2 separate regions of the Homo sapiens genome follow, and region 2 is linked to region 1. A link is a contact called in ENCODE Hi-C or POLR2A ChIA-PET data. All regions are on one chromosome and are shown on one strand. Each heading gives the region's core, a stretch centred on a gene start or an enhancer-like site at or near the end of the contact. The rest is flanking DNA. Distances are from core to core; before and after follow the strand shown.

Evidence for each region. Hi-C counts contacts between places; a loop is a spot of excess contacts on that map. ChIA-PET counts read pairs that join two places held with the same protein, here RNA polymerase II (POLR2A). Pooled maps may share reads with other maps.
Region 2: a pooled map shows a loop between it and region 1 (8-fold over the local background). The contact joins the promoter of LRRC47 here to the enhancer-like site in region 1. A Hi-C loop is called at or near these places in 7 of 37 single-sample maps with no recorded cell type and 5 of 50 pooled maps. POLR2A ChIA-PET finds 5 or more read pairs at or near these places in 3 of 52 experiments (MCF 10A, Panc1 and activated naive CD4-positive, alpha-beta T cell).

Annotation. Positions count from the first base shown.
Region 1 is chr1:3,676,632-3,682,442 of GRCh38, forward strand. It overlaps TP73 (tumor protein p73), which reads left to right. Exons shown (of 14, transcript NM_005427.4): 2 at 5,702-5,799. The coding sequence starts at 5,735. Among named protein-coding and RNA genes, the nearest start is that of TP73-AS3, 11 kb to the left of the region's middle. RefSeq lists a silencer at 3,601-3,768 and an enhancer at 4,058-4,793. Within about 2 kb of position 2,365, at least 2 of the 41 ENCODE cell types and tissues checked have a DNase peak (open chromatin) inside an H3K27ac peak, as active enhancers do.
Region 2 is chr1:3,792,123-3,797,949 of GRCh38, forward strand. It overlaps LRRC47 (leucine rich repeat containing 47), which reads right to left and starts at 4,376. Exons shown (of 7, transcript NM_020710.3): 1 at 3,740-4,376. The coding sequence starts at 4,354. RefSeq lists enhancers at 1,244-1,922, 4,263-4,557 and a silencer at 3,938-4,147.

The sequences.
Region 1 (5,811 bases), core at 1,115-3,614:
TTCGGGTGCGGCCAGGCCATCAGAGGACCTGGGCTTGGCTGGAGTCCCAGCTCCTCAGCCCTCAGTAGCTTTGGGCCAGCCACTGGGCCTCCTGGCCTCCACTTGCTCATCTCTGAACTGGGGCAGGGTTGGCGTGTGAGCCTGAGGCCCTGCAAAGTGCCTGGCCAGCCTCAGCTCGGAGCCATGGCACAGCACCCCCTCTCCGCCACGGCCCCGACAGCTGGGCGTGCGTTCTGCTGTGGGCAGCTGCCCTGAGCAACGTAGGGTGCTAAGCAGCATCCCTGTCTTGCACACTAGATTCCACAGCACCCTCTGACCCCGTGGAAAATGTCCCCACATGGGAATATCCTCTGGGGGTGGAACTGCCCCTGGTGAGAACCCCTAGGCTGAGACCTCAGAAGGCCCTGAGTCAAACCGAGAAGTCATCAGAGAGCCTTGTTTTCAGCTCCAGGGAGCTTGGGCAGGCTGGTTTTCTGGGCCACACAGTCCCCTCCCCAGCCCACCTGTGCTCCGTGGGTCCCGGGGAAGCTGTGGGGGCCTAATTGCTGGTGTGAGTTCCTTTCCTGTTCTGAGTCACACGTGTGTGGGGGCTCTCCCTGTGGTGCAGCTGGTACAGCGGCCCCTGGAGTTGAGGATCCAAGCAGGCTGAGGTCTGGGTTTGCCGGAGGGCCCTCGGTGGCTGGTCTTTGTCCTGCTCCCACTGCTGTGGGCACTGTAGGACTTGGAACGCTGGTCACCTTTCCAGCCTGGCAAAGGGAGGGGACTTGTCTGAGGCCTCATGGAAGTTGGGGCAGGGTCGAGGTGCCCTGCTTCCTGGGTGTGCCAGCAGCCTACAGCCTGGCTACAGCGTAACCAGGAACACCCAGCACAACTGTCCTTTGCAACTCTGTGCCCTGACTTGATGGTGCCAGGGCTGGGGGGGTGCCGGCCAGCAGCTCCCCAATGACCACCCCCAAATGCTGTGGCCACACAAAGCCTTCCACTGCAAGACCTGTGGTAATACACACTGGACGCCCCTGTTACAACTGAGAACTCATTTATTTCATTTCCTTCCTTCCCTTTTTTTTTTTTTTTTTTTTAGAGTTGTGGTCTAGCTCTGTTGCCCAGACTGGAGTGCAGTGGTGCAATCATGGCTCACTGCAGCCTCGAGCCCCTGGGCTCAAGTGATTCTCCCACCTCAGCACCCTGCGTGGTTTGGACTGCAGGCACATGCCATCACGCCCTCATGCCCAGCTAATATTTTTTTAAGTTTTTGGAGAGCTGAGGTCTCCCTGTGTTGCCCAGGCTGGTCTCAAGCCCTTGGGCTCAAGTAATCCTCCCTCCTTGGCCTCCTAAAGTGTTGGGATTACAGTTATGAACCACTGCACCCAGCCCATCCCTCCTAGACTAAATCTTCTTAGAAAAACCTACACTTCCAATAATGTATTTGCATTTTATGATGTTGATAAAACTTCCTAAAGATGTCTTATGAAATTGGTCTCCTTTCCCCATTGATACACATGATTTTTAAAACTATTGGCAACGTTTCAAAAGCAATTTCTGTTTTGTCCCAGAACCGTGATCCCCTTGTGAACGAATTTTCAAATTAAAAGGCAAATGGTTGGGAAAATTGGATTTAATTGAAAGGCCATTTTATTAGAATTGACTTATTTTTCTCGCCACTGGGATCCTTGCCTGAAAGGCGGCTGTGGGCAGAGGGCACATACTCCCCCTGCCCCAGCGCAGCGTCCCTGCACCCCCAACAGAGCTTCCTGTTCCTCATGCCCAGTACTCCCAGATGCCTGCGGAGCCAGTCATCAGCTCAGGTGTGTGAGGCCGGTTGGGGGAGCCCCTGCCTGGCGCCTGTGCCTGTGAGCAGTGTTCCTGTGGGGCCCTGGGACCAATGCTACCAGCGTTGGCGTTTTCCCAGGAAGTTGGGAATCAGGCATCTCGTGGCTTCCGGTTCAAGTTCCTCCGTGTGCTTTAAGTCTGGGCAGGTTTCCGGGTCCTGGTTTTGGCTAATGAGGAACCCGATTCCCATGGGGGAGGCCGGTGGCTGCAGCAGGGCCCCGAGCAGTGGCAAGGCTGGCCCTCATGACAGTGTCCTCCTCAGGGGGCCTGTCCCAGGCTCTTCATGACTCCCCTGGAGGCTTGTTAAAGGGGCAGATTCCTGGGCCCTGCCCCAGCCCCACTGTGGGGAGGGGTGTCCTGGAAGATGCATCTGCCCAGGGCTTCCGGCTGGTCCACACGCCTGCACCTGGAGGCCCACTGCCCACATCTCAGGCAAACAGGCCTGGGGATGTTTGGGGACCCAACTCCTGGCGTGGAGGAAGCCCCTTTCCCACCCCACATGCTCCTGGTGGTGGCCTGTCCTGTGAGCCTGGAGGGCCGGACGGGTGGGATCGGGGACCCACGACCACGCTCGCTGGCCTCTGTCCTGTGCCCAGGCAGGGATGAGAGGCCAAGCTGGTGTCCTGCAGTGCACAGTGGGTGCCGGTCAGGGGATGTGGAAGCTGGGTCTCCGGCAGGCAGAGGCGCGCTGACAAGAAGGGTCGCTGTTCCTCATTCAGGGTTCAGTGGGAAGAGAGGGTGTCGCTTCAGGGGGAGTTCACAGGATGCCGACTTGAAAATACAGCCAACGCCCATGTCCCAGGCATAAGATCACAAATCATGTTTTGCCGACCAGTTCCTGTGAGCCCTGAGCCCTGCGCGGAGGGATGCCCCGTGCACACCTGTTCACGGAACCCCTGGACCTCCAGTAGGGGTGCGGCGGGATGCCGTCGGCTCCCACGCTGTCTGTCTCCCTGTCCCTCTCTCTTTCCCTCTGTTTCTCTGTCTGTCTCTGTCTGTCTCTGTCTCCCTGTCTCTCTCCATCTCTCTCTGTCTCTCTCCCTGTCTCTCTGTCTCTGTCTCTCTCCATCTCTCTGTCTCTCTTTGTCCTTGTCTCTCCCTGTCTCTGTCTCTCTCACTCTCTGTCTCTCTTTGTCCTTGTCTCTCTGTTTTGTCTCTCTTTGTCCCTGTCTCTCTGTCTCTGTCTCTCTCTCTCTTTGTCCTTGTATCTCTCTGTCTCTCTTTGTCCCTGTCTCTCTCTGCCTTTGTCTCTCTCCGTCTCTCTTTGTCCCTGTCTCTCTCTGCCTTTGTCTCTCTCCGTCTCTCTTTGTCCTTGTCTCTCTGTTTTGTCTCTCTTTGTCCCTGTCTCTCTGTCTCTGTCTCTGTCTCTCTTTGTCCTTGTATCTCTCTGTCTCTCTTTGTCCCTGTCTCTCTCTGCCTTTGTCTCTCTCCGTCTCTCTGTCTCTCTTCCTGTCTCTCTCTATCTCTTTCCCTGTCTCTTTCTGTCTCTCTTTGTCTCTCTCTTTGTCCCTGTCTCTCTGTCTCTCTTCCTGTCTTTCTCTTTCTTTGTCCTTGTCTCTCTCTCTCTGTCTCTCTCTTCCTGTCTCTATCCCTGTCTCTATGTCTCTGTCTCTCTTTGTCCTTGTTTCTCTCTGTCTCTCTGTCTCTGTCTCTCTCTGTCTTTGTCCCACCTTAGCCTTGGGAGGGGACAGCTCACAGGCTGACAGATGAGGTCATGTGTCCTGAGCATGAGGTTTTCAGGTCTCACCCACGCTGTAGCATGTCAGAGCTTCGTTCCTTTTCATGGCCGCGTAATGTTCCATTGCTTGCTGGCACCACATCTCCTGTGCCCGGCCCTCTGCTGATGGGCGTCTGGGCTATGTGCACCGTTCAGCTACCAGGAATGGTGCTGCTGTGAAGGGAGCTGGGATTTTGTCATCCACCTGCTGTGGATGGCAAGTCCATTTCCATCTCTGGACTCAGGTGGCCCATCTACAAAATGAAGGGGATGCGACCCAGAGGCCTCTGGCGGCAAAACCTTCCCAGGCTTGTCCTCTTGGATCTAAGGGAATTTCTTTCCTCCGAGTCCAGCCCCTCCAGTGCTCCTGCCCTTCAGGAAACATGCCTGGGACCCCTCACTTGTGCCCACCCAGCCTTGGCCCACATACCTGCACCAAGAGGCTACCCTACTCATACTGCTCAGCCCAAAGGGACCCACCGTGGGGTATGGGCAAGGGCGGGTTCTGCTCTCCCCCGGGGCCCTGTGCCAGCCTCAGCTGGACCTGCGGTTCTGCTTCCTGTCACACTCTCCCATTTTAAATTAACGGAATGGTGCGGTCCCCATGCACACCCTCAGCTCCACTGGGGTTTTAGCCCAGCCCAGGATCGGAGGCCTGCAAGGGCACACCCACCTGGCCACGTGATGGTGAAGTGGGGTGGGGCAGGGCAACCAAATTAACTTCTAATTCTAAGAGCCCCTGGAGCATTCATCACCAGCACTTACAGCCGTGTGACCTCACACAAGTCACTTAACCCCTCTGAGCCTTGGGGCTCCTGAAAAGTGGATGGAGCGGTCACGCCCACCTGGGAGAGGTGGCTTGGGCCAGCACCCTCTAAGCTGCTTGTCCCAGGCCATCATGGCTCACGGACCGCCCCTCAGCCTGGCCTGTGCCACTTCTCCAGGGCCCGGCACGTGGCAGCCACAGGCTTCTATCAGCTCCCGCCTGCCTGGGGAAGGACAAAAACGACAGGTTCCAGGCCATGGCCTGCACCCCCGCTGGCCGTGGGCAGGTCCAGGCCTGCCTGCCTGAGCATTGCAGGGCGGTGGCCAAGCCTGTCCCATAGCACCTCACCGAGGACCTGGGAGGCTGGCCCAGGGGAGAGGTCACCTCAGCCGGGGCTGGGGGCTGTGGGCAGGGTGGGCTCGGGTTTCCCTGTCCCCTCCCCCAGCTGTGCTCTGCCTGGACACTGCCACCTCCTCATGGGTGTCCAGGGCCACTGGGAGCTGGGCCCAGGGGTTCTCAGGGGAGCAATGGTGGAGACAAAGACCAGCGGACGGGCGCTGGGGTCAGAGCTCTCCAATCCCTGGGTGTCTCCTTCTCAAGGCGTGACCACCCAGGCAGTGGCCGGCTGCAGGACAGGGCAGCTTCAAGTTCCCAGCCTTGCCAGGCTTCCCTGTGGCCCTGGGGTGCAGGAAGGAGCCCCAGCTCAGAAGGCGAGGGGGCGTCTGTGTCCTGCAGCAGTGGGCACAGCTAGGCTCTAGCCGGGGGCTTGGCTGCAGCCTCCAGCGCAGCCCTCACACACGCTGTTCCCAAGATGGGGTGACCGGGACCGGAGCCACCTCCAGGTCCCGGGCATCAGGGAGACCCCAAACCTGGCTGCATCCCCCAGGCCAAACCCAGACACAGGGGATCGTAACAGACCACAGGCCTCACACACTTGTTCCGGCCCAAGCATCCCCCAGGCCAAACCTAGACACAGTGGATCATAACAGACCACAGGCCTCACACGCTTGTCCCGGCCCAAGCATCTCAAAGAGTCTGCTCTCCTGAAGGCCCTCAAGGCAGCCCCAGGAGCGGGTGTTGCTGTCACCCCCTCTTCCAAGGCGACGGCTCTGAGAAGCTCCTGCCTGCCCAGGGCACCCCCACGGATGGGTCTGATCCAGGCCCGCCACCTCCAAGGCAGAGCTGCCCACCTGGCCTTCGGTTTCCAGCCGCGGGGAACAGGGTGGACGAAATGACAGTGGAGAGGGCACAGGGAGGGCAAGGCGGGGGCACCTGCTCCAGGGATGCCCCAGGCAGGCCCACTTGCCTGCCGCCCCCACCGAGGCTGTCACAGGAGGACAGAGCACGAGTTCCCAGGGTGCTCAGGTGTCATTCCTTCCTTCCTGCAGAGCGAGCTGCCCTCGGAGGCCGGCGTGGGGAAGATGGCCCAGTCCACCGCCACCTCCCCTGATGGGGGCACCACGTTTGAGCACCTCTGGAGCTCTCTGTGAGTGCGCTT
Region 2 (5,827 bases), core at 3,126-5,625, 120 kb after region 1:
CATCAAATGCATTTGCCTTTGTGTGCGAAATTCCAATGTGCGTAGCTACATTGCTGGGCATAGTTCTGGTAGCCATTCCTCAGAAAGGTACCCAAAAGGACATCTGAGTGCAACAAGGGATTCCAATAGCTCTTGCATGACCCTCCAAGAAACAGGTCTCCTGATAGAGAGCCACTGGACGCCTAAAATTTACGAACAGAATGGCCCAGGGGAAAGGGAACTTGGCCACCTCTTTTGGGATTTAGAAAACAAGACACACTCTTTGACTTGAATGACATTGTTTTGGGCACCATAAAGAGGAATGCTTTACCAGGCAGGTGCTACAGAGAGCTGGACGCACACTTTTTTTTTTTTTTGAGACGCAGTCTCACTTTCTCACCCAGGCTGGAGTGCAGTGGTGCAATCTCGGTTCACTGCAACCTCTGCCTCCCGGGTTCAAGCGATTCTCCTGCCTCGGCCTCCCGAGTAGCTGGGACTACAGGCATGCACCACCACACCCAGCTAATTTTTGTATTTTTAGTAGAAACGGGGTTTCACCATGTTGGCCAGGATGGTCTCGATCTCTTGACCTCGTGATTCGCCCGCCTTGGCCTCCTAAAGTGCTGGGATAACAAGCGTGGGCCTGGCCCACAACACTTTTAAGAACTTGAATACTGAAAGACATCTATGAATTTGAAGAGAAATATTGCAACTGACTGGACACTTACATGATGTAAGGCACAATGTTAAGATACATGCCTAGTACATCAACACTCTGGAAAACCAAAAGTATCTGTCAGGTGGGAAGGTGGGAGTAGACCATGCTGTATCCAACATCACACCTTAGTCCTAGAGGGATGCCTACAGCCCTGAGGACCAAGGAAAATGCCAGTGAACTCGCCTCTTCCAGGAAATGCCAATGAAACCACCTTTGCAAAAACTGTAACAGTGAGAAAATTATGGTGGTGAAAGAGATCTGATCTAACCAATCCCCATCTTTGGCCTTCCAACTACCTTTTTTTTTTTTTAAATGGAGTTTTGCTCTTGTTGCCCAGGCTGGAGTGCAATGGTATCATCTTGGCTCATTGCAACCTCCGCCTCCCGGGTTTAAGCGATTCTCCTGCCTTGGCTTCCTGAGTAGCTAGGATTACAGGCATGTGCCACCATGCCCAGCTAGAGATGGGTTTCTCCATGTTGGTCAGGCTGGTTTAGAACTCCCGACCTCAGGTGATCCGCCTGCCTCAGCCTCCCAAACTGCTGGGATTACAGGCAGGAGCCACCGCGCCTGGCCCTTCAAACTACCTTTAATTATTCCTGGGCTTGGGCCAAGCTAACTTTGGGAGACATTTGTAATTTAAATGATAATACTCCTTCCGTAAAACTCAACTGCCTTTGTAAAGCTAATGAGGGTCCACGAGGATAGGAGGATGGAGGAACCTGAATTCTGCTAAGGGGTAGACATAAACAACTGCCAGCTATTCTTCTGGAGGTCACAAGATATGCGACTTCCCCAGTGACTCCTGCAGATAACAGCACTAGCAGCACTGTGGAACCTAAGACCGGCCTTCTGAGCTGTGTCTTTTCAGGGTTTTTGCATGTCTGATCAATGGCTCTACCTGAAACCAAAAAGAGCTCCCCGCAGCCCCAGCCAGAAGTGACTCAGTAAGCAGGACCGTTTCCCACACCCCTATGATTGCACCTCAACCAATCAGCAGCAAGCACCCGTTGCCTAGCCACCCTCCCCTTTCCCCAAACTATCCTTGAAAAACCCCGCCTCCAAATTTTTGGGGAAGCTGATTTAGTAATAAAACTCGGCCGGGCGCGGTGGCTCATGCCTGTAATCTCAGCACCTTGGAGGCCAAGACAGGCAGATCATGAGGTCAGGAGATCGAGACCATCCTGGCTAACACAGTGAAACTCCATCTCTACTAAAAATACGAAAAATTAGCTGGGTGTTGTGGCGGGCGCTTGTAGTCCCAGCTACTCGGGAGGCTGAGGCAGGAGAATGGCGTGAACCCGGGAGGCGGAGCTTGCAGTGAGCCAAGGTTGCACCACTGCACACCAGCCTGGGAGACAGAGCGAGACTCCATCTCAAACAACAATAATAATAACAGTAAAACTCCAGTCTCCACTTTAGCTGGCTCTACATGTGTAAAACTTTCTCTATTGCAACCCTCCTGCCCTGATAAATCAGCTCTATCCGGGTAGTGGATAAAATGAACCCATTGGGCAGTTACATCAGTAACCATGTGTCACTCTACAGTGGGTTTGTTTTTTTTGCCACAGGGTCTCGCTCTGTTCAGGCTGGTATCACAGCTCACTGCAACCTCCACTTCCTGGGCTCAAGTGATCCTCCCACCTCAGCCTCCCGAGTAGCTGGGACTACAGGCACGCGCCACCAGGCCCAGCTAATTTTTGTATTTTTGTAGAGATGGGGTTTCACCATGTTGGCCAGGCTGGTGGTGTGACCTCAAGCGATCTGCCCGCCTCAGCTTCCCAAAGTGCTGGGATTACAGGTGTGAGCCACCGCGCCCGGCCAGGGTTTGTCTATATATCCTTATATAGATATGTTACTTGTAAAATGAGTTGCAATGTCTTGAGGAATTGCTACAGCAAATAAATAGATAAGCTGCTAAAGTGTATACGTATTTTATTAAGAAATGTCCACATAGGCCAGGCGCGGTGGCTCACACCTGTAATCCTAGCACTTTGGAAGGCCGAGACAGGCGGATCACATGAGGTCAGGAGTTCGAGACCAGCCTGACCAACACAGTGAAACCCGTCTCTACTAAAAACACAAAAGTTAGCCGGGCGTGGTGGTGTGCGCCTGTAAGCCCAGCTACTCAGGAGGCTGAGGCAGAAGAACCGCTTGAACCCGGGAGGCGGAGGTTGAAGTGAGCCGAGATCGCGCCACTGCACTCCAGCCTGGGTGACAGGACCAGACTACATCTCAAAAAAAAAAAAAAAAAAAAGAAATGTCTGCATAAATTCAAAGACGAAAAATGGGGGAAGAAATGCAGGACTGCCTTAAGGATGAAACCAAAAGAGAAGATGGAGAGAACATCTGGCTGGGTTTAGGTCGTGGTTCTGCCATGTGGCTTCCCTACTTTCTTTTAGGCAACAGATTCAATGGGCACCTGTTATAGGCCAAGCATTATCGCGGGGCCTGGGGATCCAAGATTAATTAGTAAACAGACGCTGGACAATATAGTCTGGAGAAAAACCCAAGTTACCTGCTGCTTACTTTGGGCAGGCCCTTTGGCTTTCTGTAAAACAGGAATAACCACCCCTACCTTGGAAAGCTGCTATTAGGATGAAGTGAAATATAATCTTCAAGATCACAGCATGTGGCATTATGCAAAATCCAGGGTGCCCCCTTCACCACCAGACTCACTCTCAAGTCACTTCACAAGTACTAGATACAAAAAAGACAGGTCTCTACGCTCGATCTACAGGAGAAGCCAGGTTTGCTAACAATTACAAAATAGCGTACCACGTGTAAAAGTCCAGTTAACAGAATGCGGGGGAGTTCAGAGGCCACCTAGTATGTTGGTGTGGCCAGGAGAAGGGGGAGTTGGAAGGCGGCATCTGCTTCCCAGGGGTGATGCCCCCCGCAGCTGGCTCCTTTCAGCCTTGTAGGAATTCCCTGGGCCCAGTGCCCCAGGGGGCGTCACTAGGAACTGCTCGGCCCCGAGAGGGGTTCCTTCTCCAGGGCTACTCCAAGGCCCCATCCCGCCCCGCCCGGGCAGCCCCCGCTGACCTTGAGCGAGGCCAGGTGGGCGATGTCGGGGCTGAGTTCTCGGAGGCAGTTGTCAGCAGCCGCCAGTTCACTGAGCAGGGGCAGCGCGCCGGGGCGAAAGAGCTCGGCGGGAAAGGAGTCTAGGCAATTGCCGGTGAGGTTGAGGCTCTGCAGGCGCGGGGCGCAGCGCGCCAGGTCGGCTGGCAGCTCGCGCAGCCGGTTGCCGCTGAGGTTGAGGCTCTGCAGCTGCGGAAGGCCCGGCGGCTCGGCGGGGCCCAGGCCTTGGCCCGGCGGCAGCGCCTCCAGCGCGTTGCCCGACAGGTCGAGCACCCGAAGGGCAGGCAGCGGCCCGAGCTCGGGGCTCAGGCCGGGCCCCAGCGCGTTGCGCCGCAGCACGAGGCTGTGCAGCTGCGGCAGGCCCTGCGCCAGGCCAGGCCCCGGCGCGCGCAAGCTCCCGCAGCCGCTCACTTCCAAGTAGTGCAGCAGCGGCAGGGTGAAAAGCCGCGGCGGCAGCTGCCCACCCGCCGCCCGCACTCGCTCCTCCAGCCCGGGCCCCGTCAGCAGCAGCTCCCGCCGCCGCTCGCGCTCAGCCAGCTCCAGCTCCGGCCAAGACTCTGACACCGCTGCCGCCGCCATGGCGCCTCAGCTGCTGGCAGGCACCCACCCACCAGGGTGCTTCCGGGGCAGCGCGCGCCACTTCCGACCTGTGCCGGAAAAGCCCATAGAGAAGCCACCTGGCTGCTAGAGTGCCGCCGCGCGTGCCATAGAGGAGAGTGGCCTCTCCTGCGTAGAGCCGGGGAGGGGCTGGAGAGCGGCTCGCTCTCTCCGCGGGTAGGGGTGAGGGTGGGGGTTATGAACCCAAAAATATCTGAGACAGGACTCAATGAAATGTAAAAAGTTTATTTTGCCAAGGTTAAGGACACGCCAGTGTCACAACCCTAGGAGATCGTGACGATGGTGCCCAGGGAAGTTGGGATGCAGCTTGGTTTTGTACATTTTGGGGAGACGTGAGACATCAATCAACACGTGCGAGTGTACCTTGGTTCAGCCCAGAAAGGCTGGACAATTCCAGGAGAGGGCTTTCAGGTCACAGGTAGAGAAGAGACCGGAGGGTGCATTCTTTTGAGTCTTTGTTCAGCCTTTCGCTGACTGCACAATTTATTATGCATGTGAGACGCGGGTAGAGGAATAGTCGCTTATGCTTTAGTCTGGCTTACTGAATCTTCATTTCTACGTAAACAGTAGAGCAAAGGAAGCGATCAGATATGCATTTGTCTAGGTGAGCAGAGGGATGGCTTTGAGTTCAGTCCTTTGTCTCGCACCTGTGAAGGGAAGCTATCAATTTGCATTGCCAGGGTGAAATTCAACAGAACTGTTTTAGGGTAAAGATCTTGAGGCCCACAGAGAATTTCTTTGTGGGCAAATTGTGAGGGAGGTGTGTAGCTTTAAAAATATGTATTTGTAACTATCTTATTTAGGAATAAGACGGGAGGCCGATTTGCCCGAAGCAGTTCCCAGCTTGACTTTTTCCTTTGACTTAGTGATTGTGGGGTTTTGAGATTTATTTTCCTTTCACAGGGTGGGGTGCGGGCGGATGGAGGAGCCAGAGTCTGTGCTCTACTGTGCCCCGACCGGCTTGTTTTGGAATTCCTGCACTTTTGAGTGGTGTAAACCAAAACCAAAATTCTTTTTTTTTTCTTGAGACGGAGTCTCGCTCTGTCACCCAGGCTGGAGTGCAGTGATGCTATCTTGGTTCACTGCAACCTCCGCCTCCTGGGTTCAAGCAATTCTCCTGCCTCAGCCTCCCGCTGGAACTACAGGTGCATGCCACCGTGGCCGGTTAATTTTTATATTAACCGTGTTAATATAATTTTTATATTAACCGGTTTTCGCCATGTTGGCCAGGCTGGTCTCGAACACCTGACCTCAGGTGATCTGCTCGCCTCAGCCCCCCAAAGTGCTGGGCTCACAGGCACAAGCCACCGCACCCAGCCCCCAAATTCTTATTTATTTATTTATTTATTTATTGAGACAGAGTCTTGCTCTGTTACCCAGGCTGGAGTGCAGTGGTTCCAGCTCGGCTCATTGCAGCCTCAACTTCCCTGGCTC